Regions from separate parts of the Homo sapiens genome. Here region 2 is linked to region 1. Evidence: read pairs that join two places in POLR2A ChIA-PET (ENCODE). Cell type or tissue: Panc1. All regions are shown on one strand. Region 1 holds the start of PRR15L (proline rich 15 like). Region 2 holds the start of TBKBP1 (TBK1 binding protein 1).

The links. Peaks named below come from ENCODE experiments on the same cell type or tissue, not always from the same donor. Only the 100,000 strongest peaks of a DNase experiment are listed, where the experiment ranks them.
Region 2: POLR2A ChIA-PET joins it to region 1 with 11 read pairs; 2 of 35 experiments call an interaction of 5 or more read pairs at or near these places.

Annotation. Positions count from the first base shown.
Region 1 is chr17:47,953,381-47,961,380 of GRCh38, reverse strand. It overlaps PRR15L (proline rich 15 like), which reads left to right and starts at 3,498. Exons shown (of 2, transcript NM_024320.4): 1 at 3,498-3,724. RefSeq lists enhancers at 2,939-3,884, 3,885-4,830. In Panc1, no CTCF peak of the experiment used is centred here; no DNase peak of the experiment used is centred here.
Region 2 is chr17:47,689,776-47,697,775 of GRCh38, reverse strand. It overlaps TBKBP1 (TBK1 binding protein 1), which reads right to left and starts at 3,615. Exons shown (of 10, transcript NM_001394755.1): 1 at 3,582-3,615; 2 at 1,439-1,697; 3 at 943-1,065; 4 at 583-687. The coding sequence starts at 1,663. RefSeq lists silencers at 2,015-2,174, 2,957-3,016, 3,267-3,396 and enhancers at 1,819-2,499, 2,500-3,179, 3,180-3,860. In Panc1, no CTCF peak of the experiment used is centred here; no DNase peak of the experiment used is centred here; H3K4me3 peaks cover 2,170 bases; H3K27ac peaks cover 716 bases.

The DNA of each region.
Region 1 (8,000 bases):
CACTGCACCTGGTGTAGCCCACCAGAGACTGATCTTTGGTCTTGCCCCACCTGTCACCTCGACCAGGCTGGACACCCCCAGGATCTCCAATCTCCTGGCCTTCCAGAGAATGGGGAGAGCTGAGGAGAATGGCAGCACCTCTCTTCTCCGTGTTTTAGGGAAGAAATGTCCCTGAAGCCTAGATCTACTTGCTGGGCAGAGATCTGTAAAATGGGATGGATATGCCAGGCTGATTAGATTTGTAATGCAATGGGGCCCCATGGCTGTGTACCCCAAAAGGGCACCAAGGTCCTTGGGGCTCCCTTAGGTGAATTTAACTTGCTTTACTCAACAAGAACACATTTCTTGAGACGTGCACACTGCATGTATATAGCATGTTACACTTAAACCTAGTTTTAGAAAGGTGTGCTTAAAGGTGATTTTTTTTTTTTTTTAGACAGAGTTTCACTCTTGTTGCCCAGGCTGGAGTGCAATGGTGCAGTCTCGCCTCACTGCAACCTCCGCCTCCCAGGTTCAAGTGATTCTCCTGCCTCAGCCTCCCAAGTAGCTGGGATTACAGGCATGCATCAAAATGCCTAGCTAATTTTGTATTTTTAGTAGAGATGGGGTTTCTCCATGTTGGACAGACTGGTCTCAAACTTCCGACCTCAGGTGATCTGCCTGCCTCAGTCTCCCAAAGTGCTGGGATTACAGGTGTGAGCCACTGTGCCTGGCCAAAGGTGAAAATTTTTATAAAGCAATAAAGTGGCCTGTACGTGAGGAGTTATATTCGTAGCTCACAGCCTTATCTCAAACTTTCCTCCCAGCCCTGCTCCTCCCAGAAATAAATGCCCTGAAGGCCAGGGGTTGTGCCTGACTTCCCAGGCTGGCCCCTCCCTGGTAATGCGCTAGGTCCTCACACCTGCACCTGGGACTGGTGGCACTTGGGAAGGGAGAGCCACAGGTAGGCCTGCCACGGCACTTATGGGGGCTCCTTCTCCAGTGTGGAGCCAAGAGAACAGGAATCTGCTCCCCTGGGCTCAGACATCAGAGAGGCTGGATCTCCGAGGCATGGGGAATTAGTACCTCCAGGGCAAGCCCTTCCTTCTATGGATGGGGAACGGGGAACTGACTCTGAGTTACCATCCCCCAGACCAAAGCCCATCCCACTAGCCTTCTGGTCTCTTCCCAACACCTGAGCTGGAAGGAGTTTTTGTCTTCTGAACCAGATATCCACTCTGAGTAGACGAGGCTTTTATAGAAAGTGACAGATCTAGGAGGCTGTGGGCACCTTTCTGGGACAGCTGTGTGTACTTTGCACTAGAGGTAGGGGACCTTACAAAATTATATCCTTCAATTCAAATCACCCCCCAGGGAGATGATAGCATGACAGCAAGCCAGCTGTGGCTGGAACCACAAGAAGGCAAATAAATGGGTTTTCTTGCACATTTACCTGCCCCAGGGAGAGTGGGACAAAGCAATTGGCTACATTAACAGTTTCTTTGGGTAAAAACAATGTTTCTGTTTCTCATTTGTGTTTTCGAGCTTGCATAAGTACCTACTGTATGTCTGGTCTGGATCAGTGATACATAATTCTGGGCTCTAAGAGCTAAAAGTCTGTAAGTGGAAACCAATCATGGTATATATATCATGTTAAATAGAAGTATATGAGCAGGTTCTATGGGAACACAGAAGGGGAAACAAGAAAACTCCTGGCGGGGTGGGAGGTGTGATCATTAATTCAGGTTCTGAGGGATGAAAAGAAGTTTCTCTTGGGTCGCACAGGTGATGGGGGGGACATTGTTACCCAAGAGCACAGCCAGCACTCCTAATCTCACCCTTCTAAGGCAGCCTCATGCCTACAAAGGCAGGCAGAGAAGAGCCTAGTGTTCAGGGAGAGTTGGCAGGGGTGGGTGTGCATGAGAGGAGGCTGCAGAGGCCCCATCCTAGGAGAGCCAGGCCAAGCGGGTTCTGCTGTGGGCTGTGGGGAGGCTTTGGAGGACTGTCCACCCAAGGACATTTTAAGGGAAGGGGGGCTATTTCAGATGGAGGAGAATACAAACCCAAGAGGCCATCAGAAGCTGGAGCGAGTAGAAGCAGGATTGGAAATGGGGGACAGCTTTAAGAGTTGGTGAGCTGGGATTTCAAATGTAACTTAGAGGGAGAGCCAGGGAAAGGGGGGATTTTATGCCTTTTCTCTACCCCGTGCCTCACCCTTTGCCTGACACGCACACCTGGTCCATGGAGGAAGGTAGCTGGTGGGTGGATTGGGCACCTAAGCTGGTAGCACTGGGCCCAGGAAGTGGCAGAGACACTGAGTATGTAGCAGATGTTTTCCACTCTCCAGCGATGCCCATCCGAGGGGAGAGAGAATGCAAGCGCAAATAGGACAGGCCACCTCCGGGTGGCTGCAAAACAACGCTCCCCAGACACGGAGCCATCTGCAAGAGCAGCCCTGGCTGAGCGCTGCACACAGCTTGGCCAATGGTGGGTTTGCAGGGGCAATGAGACTGCAGATCGGTGAGGACGAAGGCCCCTGTGCACACACACTCTACCCCTGTCCCCAACCGTGTGCCCATCCCCTGCCTTCTTGCCCTTCCTTCTCTTCCAGACTCACTAGGGACCCATCTCTCCTTTCCTTGAGAACTTGCTCCAGGTTTTGCCAACTTTATAATACCCAGGAAGGCCCTTTCAATAGACTGCTGGACATCTGGGAGGAGTTGAAGCCAGTGGCACTTTGCTAGTGGGGACACTGGCACAGGTCTCTTTGAGAGTCTGATAAAAGTATAATCTATGCAGAAAAAGCAATGCCCCTCTGCCCACAAACACGGAATTCTGCATAAGATCTCAAGGGCCTTGAAGCCCACCTCCAAGCAAAGTGGGAGAGGGATGACAATGTTTGAGGTTGTGGTGGGTCTGGAGAGCCTGGCCCGAGGAGAGGCTGTGCCCTTTTTTTTTTTCTCCCTAGGGAGATTTTTGAAGAGGGGCTCTTCAGGTCAGGAGGAAGCCACAGCCCCCAACCCAGTCCCCACTTTGAGGCTTGAGGCAGGGGAGGGACAGCCTGGGAACCGGTCTGCCAACCAGTTTAACCGGGACTGGTTTCGACTCAGGGAGTTCAAAGGAAGCTGGGGTGCACCCCGTCCTACCCAGCCTGCCAATGGAAGCAGCAGCCCTTAACTCTTTCCTGGTTGTGCCCTGGGCAACATCCAGGTGGTGGTCCATGCTGGAGAGGGGTCTGCGCCTCCTCAGAAGATGAAATGGGTGGGGTGACCCTGGCTATAGCTGGGAAGTGCAACCAGACACCCAAGAGTGGGGAAACTGAGCGAGAGCCTCCTGTGCTCCCTGACCCCAGATCTCCCTTGGGATTCCCTCCTCCTGCGTGGCGGTCCCTGGAGAACCCTGGCTTCTGGGTGGATGCAGGGGCGCTGGGATTGGATTTCTGGCATGATGAATATTCATCAGCTTGAGCCGGCCTCTGCTTCTGTTTACTTAGCCGGGAGGGGCTGGGTTTCAGGTTCACCTTGACTCCAGGAGCTGCAGCAGAGCAGGTAACAGCTCTTGCACCTGTTTCTCTTGCACCTGACGTGCAGCTGCTCCTACCCACCTCTCCTGGCTGAGCCTTGCCTGATACAGCAGCCCGGAGGCACCACTTGCTTCCCGAGTCTCACCCTCCCAGGCAGCTCCTACACTCAACTGCTTCTCTAGGAAAGGTCTCACCTCCAGCCTGGAGCAGTCGGGATTACAGGTACAGGCAGAGGGCTGGTGGGTGGGGAAACCAAGGCATAGACCCCAGTCAGAGCACCTGGTTCTGCCTCCAGGGCTGACAAGCCCAGCAGGAAAGAGGAACCCAGGCCTCTAACCTGGTCTCCACTCAAGACTCATCCCACTGGCCTCTTGGAGTCAATCCAGGCCTCCAACAGAGCTCCTGCTGAGTAGTTTTCTGTTAACCCTTGCTGAACTGGAGCCCACCCTTCTGACCCCCCAGTCTGGAGCATTTTTCCAGCTGTCTGGTAGGAACATCTCCCCATTCCTATCCAGGGTACCCCTGTCTCATCCTGCAGGCCCCCTAAGTGCCATTGGGGCCCTGCAGAGGGATGGGGGAGGGAGTTCTGGGGTTTTGTCTTACAACATATTAGCTGACTTGCTTCCCCTATCTGTCCCCCTGCCCCTCCACCTCTGCCCCAGTCAATGGTTAACTTGACCCAGCTCAGGAGGGGCCTGGCTCAGTCTGGGCAAAGCCCTTCAGAGCAGCTCACAGAACCCAGCTGGTATGGAGGGGCCTCTCCTGGGACACCCATGTGCATGCTATAGCGCTGGCCACCAAAGACAGGGGGTGGCAGGCTGTCCCATGAGGCCTTTCATGGCCCCAAAGCTGTGCAAACAGCAGAGGTGAAGCTGGCATCCTCAGGGGCTGATTTCCATCATCCCTGGATTGCAAGGCCCCAGGGCAAGGGCCCAGCCCTTAGCTCGGCCAGCTCAGGAACCTGCACGAGCTAACTGCAGGGCCCACCATGTGTCACTAAATGCTGGGTCTGTTTGAAGTCCCAAGCACCTGCCCCCACTCCCCCAACCCCTTTCAGCCCTCTGTGGTGAGGCACAGGCAGGCGGTTGTAGATATCTTGTTCTTTGCAACTTTGAGAAACTGGGAAGTTTGGATATCACATCACCTTTTTTGTTTGCTTGTTTTTAAAGCAAATCAGATTTTACACTATCTTTTATGATGACTATTTACAGATCCTACAGCTGGGTTATTTTGTAAAACAAAGAATAGTCGGCTAATTTTTCCATTTTGCAAACTCAGATTTCCATAAGTCAGGCTTGCTAATGGGGCAAACACCTGCTTACTGGTCCCCACATGTCCTCCTGGGCAGAAGAGACAGGAAGGCCTGGCAAAAAGGGTATTCTCTTTTTTTGTTGTTGTTGTTTTTTGAGAAAAGAGTCTCACTGTGTCGCCCAGGCTGGAATGCAGTGGCATGATCTCAGCTCACTGCAACCTCTGCCTCCTGGGTTCAAGGGATTCTCGTGCCTCAGCCTCCCGAGTAGCTGGGACTACAGGCATATGACACAACATCCGCCTAATTTTTTGTGTTTTTGTGTTTTTAGTAGAGATGGGGTTCCCCCATGTTGGTCAGGCTGGTCTTGAACTCCTGGCCTCAAGCAATCCTCCTGCCTCAGCCTCCCAAAGTGCTGGGATTATAGTTTGAGCCACTGCACCTGGCCTCTGGCAGAGTATTCTAGAGAGACCAGAGTACAAGGCTAGGATGCAAGGGCACCAGAGTTGATGCCTTGGTGGAGGCCCCAGGGCAGGGCACAAGGGCTGTTCCCATCTCTACAGTTTGCTGAGAAGTTCCTCGTGATCTGTGGCTCCCTTTATGCCAAGGAGAGTTAAGCCCCAGGTTTGCCAACTTGAAATACCTGTTAAAACAGGTGAATTTTAATGGCACAGGCAGAAGCCCTTTTCTCTCTGGAGCTAGAAAATCTGGTGGTTATGATAGTCTCAGGAGCTGGATCTTCTGTTTTTCCATTCCCCAAGTTCCTTGGCAGCCCCAAATGGGCAGTGGTGGGGCTGTGGGCCTCATTCCAGACAAGGCAGTGACTCGGGCACCCACAGACCAAGCAAGTGCCCTGTTCCTCCTTCTCTGCTCTCCCCCACCTCCTTCCAGAAACCCATTCTGGAACACTAAGTTCTGTACAAGGCTGTGCTAAGCCCAGGTGGGGCAAGCTGCCAAAACAAACCTCTCAGGCTGTCCCTAGGTGTGCTCACCTCTCCAGGGTGCCCTGGAAGTATTTATGGAGCCCCTCTCACTGCTCCTTCACTTTCTGAGCGGGAGCTGCACAAGATCTCCCCTCAGCTTCTCTTGCTACTTGAGCCCAGCTAAAGGGACAGAGCTGGCAATGTGGGAGCTGCTTCCCAGACAGAGAGGTGGGAAGGAATCCACCGGCTGTGTGCTCTGAGGGAGGGGGTGGGGAGCAGGAGACCAGAGCACGAGGGGTATGGATGCAGGCATTCAGCTCATCGTAAAGTCTAGGCCTGCGTCGTGCTCTCCTCTTTCCTAAATTTGATATGCTCCCCCACCCCTAAAATAATCTATACTCATCATGGAAATTCCAGAAATCAGAAAACTAGAGAAGAGAAAGCATCCTCTACTCCTACATAAAGAAAGGCACTATTGGGCTGGGCACAGTGGCTCATGCCTGTAATCCCAGCACTTTGGGAGGCCGAGGTGGGTGGATCACCTGAGGTCAGGAGTTCGAGACCAGCCTGACCAACATGGAGAAACCCCGTCTCTACTAAAAATACAAAATTAGCCGGGCGTGGTGGCGCATGCCTGTAATCCCAGCTCCTCGGGAGGCTGAAGCAGGAGAATCGCTTGAACCTGGGAGGTGGAGGTTGTGGTGAGCCGAGATCATGCCATTTTACTCCAGCCTGGGCAATAAGCAAGACTCTGTCTCAAAAAAAAAAAAAAGAAAAAAAAAAGGCACATCATTTGGAGTGTCTTTCTGGTCTTTTTCAAAAATGGAGTGAACACTTCCAGTTTTTAAAAGGAGGTGATACCCTCTAGCTTTCTGGTGTACACTGGCTGCGCCTTCCTTCCTGGGAGCTTTCACAGCCGGCAGCTAGGCATCCTGAGAACAAGACCACCGACCTCACCAGTCATCAGTGTTCCTCTACCTGTTCTGTCATTGATCTTCCTTCATCTAGCAGACTGTCATCTGCTTCTATCTTACATACCCCAGCAATCAATGATGTCCAGGCAACCTCCTCTCCGAGAAGTTCCGCTAGCTCATATAGTACCTTTGTGGAAATTAGTCAAAGGTGAGCCCCCAGGGAAGGCAGCTCCATGGCAGGACACATGGCCTGTGAGTGGAGAAGCCTGGATTTCAGCCCCAAGCCCCACCCTGCAAGGTACAACCTGTGATGACCATGTCTCCCCTGTACTTCTGGGATCCTTCTAACTGCTTTCTGCCTTTTTAGCTCCCCTTCCAACTCCTGTCCTTGTGGAAGCTTGGTGGGGAAAGGGAACCATCCCTTAGTAATTATTCCCATTATCGTAAGTTTTACTTTGCAATGCATGGTTACCTCTGTGGGCAGGGATTAACAGTAGAGCTAAATGCTAGTGCTGGATGGGATGGGTGAGGAAACTGAGGCCCAGAGAGGTGGTGGCTTGCCAGTGGTCATGAGGCTAGGACAGCCCCCAGGACTTCCCACTCCCAGCCTGAGGATCTGACTCCTGCCTTAGGAACAGCCCAGCAGTTACTTTAGCCCTGCTGGTCACCACTGGGAAGTTCAAATTGCTTGGAATGCCACTAATTATATTTAATTTTGTAATGAATTCCAAGCAAAATGCACAGGGTGTTTCCCTCCCTATGCTACCAGTCAATGGTCTGCCCATGCCTGGCAGCAGGGTCTGGTGGTATAGTGGGAAGTTTGGGAAGAGCATCAAAGGCCTGGATGCTGTGTGACTCAGGCAAGCTGTCCACCTGCCTGTGGCCCTGAGGGGCCTGGCAGGAATTATCTCAAAGCTCCTGACAACCCTGCAGGGCAATGGTGTGTGCCTGTCCCACTGCCTCTCTGTCTGGCGAGTGGCTTCCCTGTCTTGACCTTGACTTTGACCCTTTTCTTGTCTCACACTCTCCAAAAGCATTGTGTCACCCCACTGACCTGAATCTTGGGTTTATTCAGCCCTACCTTAAATTCTTTCTTTAATTCTTCTTCTTCTTCTTCTTTCTTTTTTTTTTTTTTTGAGATAGTCTCACTCTGTCACCCAGGCCGGAGTGCAGTGGCATGATCTCAGCTCACTGCAACCTCTGCCTCCCGGGTTCAAGTGGTTTTCCTGCCTCAGCCACCCGAGTAGCTGGGATTACAGGTGCGTGCCACTACGCCCAGCTAATTTTTGTATTTTTAGTAGAGCCGGGATTTCACCATGTTGGCCAGGCCTGTCTTGAACTCCTGGCCTTAGGTGATCCACCTGCCTTGGCCTCCCAAAGTGCCGGGATTATAGGCATGAAGAACCACGCCC
Region 2 (8,000 bases), 260 kb after region 1:
GATGGGGTTTCACTATGTTGCCCAGGCTGGTCTCAAACTCCTTAACCTCCCAAAGTGCTGAGATTATAGGCGTGAGCCACCATACCTGGCCTGTCTCTTGATTTTGACCTGCTCACCGGCACAGCCATACCCTGACTCGGAAGCACACCCAAGCACAGGCCCATCCTAGCAGTCACACACTCCTGGTCACCTCTGCCCTCACCCTCACAGCCTCCCAAGGGCAGTGCTCACAGGCACAGGGTCACCCCAGCGTGAGAGCCAGGGCAGTGCTCACAGGCACAGGGTCACCCCAGCGTGACAGCCAGGCATACACACAGAGACAGAGGTTCCCACGGGGCCACTGCATGGCCAGGATGCACACAGACACCGCAACATGGATAACACATGCAGTCTCCCTCACAAGGGCAAATGGGCGGGCACTCACAGATACACATGAACACAAGCAGGGCACAAACAAGTGATGTGTGACACATGGGACTGCACTGTCACAGGCTGGAATCCTCACACACAGAACTAAATGCACACATGCACACACACAACCAGCTACACATCCTCAAGCACCTCCGGCTCCCCAGGCCTCACCATCTCCCTCAGCTCTGTCTCCAAGTCACTCTTCTCCACGCAGAGTTTCTCGTAGGCCTGGATCATCTCTCCAAGCTGTTCTTCCTGCTCCTTGTTCTTCTGTAACTGGATGAGGCCCAGAGGGCCCCACCACAGGGTCAGTCCCACACTGGACTTGGAGTTGGAGAGCTCCCTGCACCTCCCCACCCCCACTCCCAGCACCCTATGGAGGGGCAGGAGGAGCTGCAGCTGGGCTTAGGGAGGACCTGGCCATCTCTAATCAAAGGGCAGAGGCCAGATGCTGGGGGGTGTGGAGGGAAGGGTATCAGAAACAGACTGGAGCAAGATGCTCAGGGGGTGCGCCCAGCCTGGTAGGCTCACCTCATGCTGGAACTGGTTGAGCCGTTGCTGCAGGCTGACCTTCTCCACCTCCAGCAGGGAGCCATCCTTGATTTCATACAGAGAAAAGCCATGCTCCTCTCCAAAGTCACTGATCAGTGGGTACTGCAGGTGGGGTGGAGCTTCAGGAGAGTGGATTCCCGGGTGCCCAGCCCAGGCCTCAGCCTGGCTGTGCCCCCAACCCACAACCTGCCTCAGACCTTTGACCCTCCTTCTCCTTGGCTAGTGGGATCCCAATTCCCATGGGTCTGTAGCCATCTCCCACCCACCGGATCTGTTTTAGATCCCAGATCCAGCCCTTCTGAAGCCAACAGGAGACAGTTCGCATCCGGAACAGCCACGTCTCTCATGGGAGACCCTCAAGTTCCCAAGAGTCTGCACAGTGACCCCTCTTTTGGATCCCTGGTATCTACCAGATTCCCAGTCCCCCTCCCCATCCCATACACTCTATCAGGCGCCCTCCTCTCCAAGTTCTGACCTTGATCTCGTAGACTTTGAGGCGGCGTCGGAGGGTGGCGTTCTCCCTCTCCAGGCCCCCCAGCCGTTCCTTGATGTCTCCGTAAGCAGTGATGAGGGCAAAGTGGGAGGCGGAGCACATGTCGCCCCCAAGCGAGGGGTCTCCGGGACTGTCCAGCCACACCTCACTAGGCCCCAGGGCCTCCTGCGTCAGGATGCTGATGTCGTCCTCGAACATGGACTCCATGGTGAGGGCCGGGCCGCGGCCCACACGGGGCCTCCTAGGAGAGCAGGAGCAACCGTGGACAGGGCCGTCTGTCTAGGGTTTGTCCCTGGTACCCCTCTCCCTGGCTCTGCACTCCCTGGGGCCGGCTAAGATGCAACCCAGAAACTTCCTGCCCCGAGCTCAGCAGGGACTCCCATGGCCCCTTCCCAGACTCCTCAGCCCCATCCTCTCTGCCGCCTTGGGGAAAAGGGGCTGGAACCAGGTGAAGACCCCGCTGCCAGGGTGTTGACAAGTAGGGACAAGTAAGCCAGGCCGGCAGCAGGGGCAGGCTCCTGCCAGAACCCAGGGAGACCTGTGGATGGGAGAGGGCTGCCTTCCCAGCCGGGCCCGGCCCATTCCTCCGCGCTTCTCCACCCCAGGCCTTACTTCCCCAAATACCTCGCCGCCAAGCTCCTCAGCCTGGGCCTCTGGCACCCCAGCTCCTCCCCAAGGAAGGCCCAGAGCTGCGCGAGGGTCGGCCCCTCCACAGTCGGCACGCCCTCGGCTGCACCCCCGCCCAACTTCCCCACTTCCTCCCGCAGGATCCCAGAGTTCAGGAAAAGGAAGCGCCTCCCCCGGGCGCACCGGGGCTGTGGCAGCGGTCCAGGACCCCTTGGCCCCTGACCTGGGACCCACAGGAAGTCCTTGGCTGAGTGTTACGGGGCGCAAACTGGGGAAGGGGACCCAGGTGGAAGGGGACGCGAACGAATTCCCAAGGCTGTCTCAGGGTGCCCGCGCACCGGGAAATGGGGAACCCTACGAGGGGGCAGGAATGACTCAGGCTCCCGAAAGCAGGAGTAGGCAGTGAGGGGGTGCGTGTGTACTTCTCTCGGGCCTGGTTATGAATGTGTGTCTGGGGTTGGCGTATGGGGGGAGTGTGCGTCTGTGAATGAGTGTAGGTGTGTCAGTCAATGAGTGCCTTCGGGGTCGCAGGGGCGTCGGGACGGAGTGGGGCAGCGACCAGGAGGCTGGTGTGTGCACGCGTGCGTGAGCGCGTGGGCAGGGTGGCACGTCCGGGCCGCGTGTCACGTGAGACGCGAGGGGACTGTCCGAGGTGTGTGCGCGCGCTGGAGCGTTATGTGCACCCCGGAGAGGGGGCTCGGCAGGGAGCTGTGAGTTCAGACAGCGGGGCCCCCAGGTCGGGCTGCAGGAGCTTGGGGTGCAAAGGGCTCCGGCGCAGGCTCCAATTCAATCCACCCCCCCCCCTCCGCCACCCACAGGCCCATCTAAGTGCCAGGGAAACGCGAGTGACTGGGTCTGAGTAAGGAGTGTGTGCGCGCGTTTGTAGGGCCGGCCCCACCTTTAACCCTCTCCTTCCCACGCCATCCCCTCCCCCCAGCTCCGCGCGCCAGCGCTTACCACACCCCCCCAGACCCCCGCCCGCCCCTCTGCGCCCACCCCGCTGGCGGGGCTCTGTCCCCGAGGCCGCACCACAAATGCCTCCTTCCTCCGCATTCCTCTCTGGGCCCAGCGCCCGGGTGAGCGCAATGGAAGGCGGCTGGGGAAGGGGTGAGTGCCTCTGTCGGCCCGGGCCCCTCCTGCGGCCCCTTTAAGAGCCGCCCTTTAAACCCCTTTCGCTCGGCCGACAGAAATTGTCGCCCCTCCCCTCTCGGGGGCCGAGACCACGCAGCCCCCTCCCCCACAACCGGCCGAGCCCTGGGCCCCCGGACACCCTCTCGGGGCCGGGGAAGGGGCTCCGGGAGTGGCGCGGCCTGAGGAACGGCGGCGGAGGGGGACGCGAGGGGATGAGGGCGGCCGACACCGGACCCCTTCCCTCCCAGCCATCCCGTGCGGCTGCCAGCCGCCCTCCTGCCGCCTCCTCCTGCCCACCCCGCGACCCCTGGGGCCCAGCCCGGGCGCCGCTCCCCTCCCCCAGCCCTAGCCCCAGCCGGGGACTCACAGCTGCTGCCGGTTCCTGCTTGTAATCGCAGCTTACCCCCTCCGCCTGCTCCCTCCCCAAACGGGCACCAGTGCCCCCACCCCCCTGGTACCGCGCTCTGCTCCTCGCCCTGTCGCCGCCGCCGGGTCTCTCCCCACCCCCCACCCCTCCCCCCAACCCCCTCCCTCCCGTCCGCCCCGCTCCTCCTCCGCCGCCGCCGCCTCCTCCGCCTCCTCCTCCCCGGCTGCTCCGGGTTTCTCCAGCTGGGAAGGCGCCCCGGACCCCGCCGCTGCCACCACCACGTGGCGAGAGGCGGCGGCCCCTACGGTGCGGCCCTTCCTGGCAGCGCGCCCGGAGCCCACCGGCTCCCTGCGGCGCCAGCGGCCCGCGCTGGCGCCCCCTCCCCGACGCCTCCCGGCGCAGTGTGGCGTGGTGGCGTGTGTTGGGGGCGTCTGCGGTCAGTGCAGGGGCCCGGCTGATGCTTTGGTTGTTTTGGTTGTTTAGTTATGGGCTGTATATTTGGGGAGGAAGTGGGGCTATTTATCTGGCTTTTTTTTTTTTTTTTTGGTCTTTGCGCTTTTGAGAAGGAAATCATTAGACCTGCTCTTCGTTGCTCTTGGTAAAAGGGGCATTGCTGCGATAAATACATTGAACATAGGGTACAGAGAGATTAAAGCTGTAACTTCTTTGGAAGTGAGAGTAAACTAAGGAGGTCAAAGATTCATTCATGAAGAAGGACAGCCATCTCCCTCCCCACACACCACTCCCCGGCCACCCTCAAGTACCCACAGGTCAGGGAAATGAAGAAACAACAGATGTCACCCTGTGCACAAAGATTATTTGAGCACCTGCCAAACTGCTGGGCAAGAGAAACAAGTTTTTTGCTACTTTCCTGCTGTGTGACCTTGGGCAAGTTACCTTAACCTTTCTAAGCTGGAGATCATGCCCCACCTAAGCACTCTCATGGAGGAAGAATGGGGATCAGAACTAAATACAGCAGCCTGCGAATGCTCAGGAAGTGTTAACGATGTCATTTTGAGTATTGCCTGGTGGATTAAATAATGTGGACAGAGGCATGGTCAGCCTAGCTGCAGGTAGAGAATGATCAGGGGAACCCTGGAGCACTCTGGCTGAAGAGCATCCTCTGTGGACAGGGAGGCAAAGCCCGGAAGCAGGGGATAAGCTGGGCGGGGGCTTTTGGCAGATTCAGCCTTAGCTGCGAAGACTGCTGGGAACCTGAGCCTACCTTTTTGGCTCCTGAGGTGGGATGGGGGTGGGAATCTCCGAGGGGGAGGATGGAAGGAAAAGGTTTCTTGCTCTCTCTGAGCTTTGAAAAGCAGCAGCTGCCATCTTTCCTCACTGCTGGGAGAAAATTGGACTGAGAGGTGAGCTTCTACCAGGAGAGCCAGCCAGAGCTCTAGACTCATTCTCTTCATAGAAGGGGGGATTCTCAGTGGCTTCCTTCCTCCTCCTCCTGCTGGGTTCCCTTTCAGTCTTTCCTGCCAGCACTGGCTCCCGTTTGTAGTCCAGAACAGGAAGGCAGGTCAGCCACTTGTTCTCTGAGGCACTAGCTTTCTCTGAACCATGTGGGATGACCTATCTACCCTCTAGATATGAAGGCAAACCAGTGGGGACATCTGTCACCCCACTAATCCCAAGGGCTAGGCAGATGTTCCTTTCCCTAGTACTCCCCAAGATCTCTTCTGAAGCAAGGGACCAGGCAAAAGATTGGAGGCTAGACTAGGAGGTGTAGGGTTGTCTCTGGGACCCTCGGTGACCTTGGACTTGGCCACAAACAGGACCCATAAGACCAACTGGCAAGCCCTCCCTCACTGGAAAAAGGGGTCCCAGGACCCTCTAAGCACACACTGTCTGGGATGAGTCATCAGCCCCCTGCTGCTGCTTGGATGCTCAGGGCCTAATTGAGTCACCTGGCAGGGTGCAGCCAAATGCTTCTATCCTTGGTTCTAGGTGGTTGGTGGCAAAAGTCCATTAGGCCTGGTTTAGGTGCCCTAAAATCCTCCCCCTCCCCCAATCTGGACCTGATCTCATTGCATTCTCCATTTCTAGTTCTGCTGCTCATACCAGGCAGTTCTGAGAGCAGAGATTATATCCCATCCATCCTTGTATTCTAAGGTGCCCTGAGGGTTGGTACCTGCTCGTTGTATATTTATTCGGCAAAGATTTCTTGAACATCTATTATGTGCTGGGTGCTGAGAATACAGTGCTGAACATGTCTCTGACAGGTATACATGTCTCTTGCTCTCTTAGAGCTTGCAGTATGGTAGAGAAGTCAGAAAAATAAAAAGATGAATAAGTAAAACCACTAGAAATTGTGATAAAGGACCAGGCACAGTGGCTCATGCCTGTAATCCCAGCACTTTGTGGGGCTGAGGCAGGCAGATCACCTGAGGTCAGGACTTTGAGACCAGCCTGACCAACATGGTGAAACCCGTCTCTACTAAACATGCAAAAATTAGCCAGGCATGACGGTGGGTCCCTGTAATCCCAGCTACTCGGGAGGCTGAGGCAGAAGAATTGCTTGAACCCAGGAGGTAGAGGTTGCAGTGAACCGAGGTGACCCCATTGCACTCCAGCCTGGGTGACAAGAGCGAAACTCCGTCTCAAAAAAAAGAAAGAAGGAAAGAAGGAAGGAAGGAAATTGTGATAAAGGATAAAAAGAAACACCAAGGGGCAGTACTAGAGAAGAATGGGAGGATGGGATCTGCTTCACAGTATTCAGAGAAGGTCTCCTTGATGAGCTCTTACAATTTTTTTTTTTTAAAAGACAGGGTCTTTCTCTGGCGCCCAGGCTGGAGTGCAGTGGTGCAATTTTGGCTCACTGCAGCTTCGCCCTCCTGGGCTAAGGTGATCCTCCCACCTCAGTCTCCAGGCGTGGTGGCTTGCGCCTCAGCTGGGACTACAGGCGTATGCCACACGCCCGGCTAATTTTTGTATTTTTTGTAGAGACAAGGTTTCACCATGTAGCCCAGGCTGCTCTCAAAATCCTGGGTTCAAGCCATCCACCTGCCTCGGCCTCCCAAAGTGCTGTGATTACAGGCATGAGCCACCGCACCTGGCTAAGCTAAATCTTAAAAGAGTAAGAAAGTATGTTCTTTGTTGAATGAATAAATAAATGAGGCAGTGTGACTTAAGACTACTTCACTTTTCTAGGCCTGTTTCCTCATCTGAGAAAGCTGAACATTGGTCTGAATACCCTTTTTATTTTTATTTTTATTTTTTTATGAGACGGAGTCTCGCTCTGTCACCCAGGCTGGAGTGCAGTGGCGTGGTCTCCGCTCACTGCAAGCTCCGCCTCCCAGGTTCATGCCATTCTCCTGCCTCAGCCTCCTGAGTAGCTGGAACTACAGGCGCCCGCCACCACGCCCAGCTAATTTTTTGTATTTTTAGTAGAGATGGGGTCTCGATCTCCTGACCTCGTGATCCGCCTGCCTCGGCATTCCAAAGTGCTGGGATTACAGGCGTGAGACACCATGCCCAGCTGGTCTGAATCCCTTTTAAGAGCCCCTGGTATTGGCAGGGCTCATCATGGTGGAGACAATAATAGGGGAGATGGTGAAGGGGATAGGAGCCACAGTGGGAGGACAGTGGGGAAAGTGGTGGACAGTGGTCAGGCATGAGTTGTAAAACATTTCTAAATGGCCTTCACAGGTGTGATAACAGAGGACCCACCTCCAATCGTTAAGGTAGGAGAGACAGTGCAAATGCAGGCCCCCAGAGCCAGGCCCTGCCAGTGTTTCCTCCTTGGAAACCACCAGGGAGACTCTCCCACTCCCATGACTCTTGCTCTGGAGGCTGTCTTTCCTGTCCCATTATTGCCTGAAAAGAGTAGGAGGAGGTGACATTAGCAGCCAGTTAAAGAGGCTGAATCAAAATAAAACCCAGATGACTCAAATGGAACCCTGGCGGGCAGGAAAATTGATTAGCCCCATGTGACTGCAGGATCTAGGTGCCACCTTCGCCCTCCAGTTCCAGACCCTAGAAAGTGGGCCATTCACCATGCAAGCATCCTGGGACTCCAACTGCAGCTGCAGGTGTTCCATCAGATGGGAGGGTAGGGCAGTGGTAGAAAGACATTCCTTCACCACGTCCCCAAATTCCTGTGGAGGTAATGCAGAGCCCCTAATTGAATTAGTAGGGTTTGGGAAGGAATAGAGTGGTTTTTTTTTTTTTTTTTTTTGAGACGGAGTTTCACTCTTGTTGCCCTGGCTGGAGTGCAATGGCACCATCGCGGCTCACCGCAGCCTCCACCTCCCGGGTTCAAGCAATTCTCCTGCCTCAGTCTCCCGAGTAGCTGGGATTACAGGCATGTGCCACCATGCCTGGCTAATTTTGTATTTTTAGTAGAGATGGGGTTTCTCCATGTTGGTCAGGCTGGTCTCAAACTCCCAACCTCAGGTGATCCCCCACCTCAGCCTC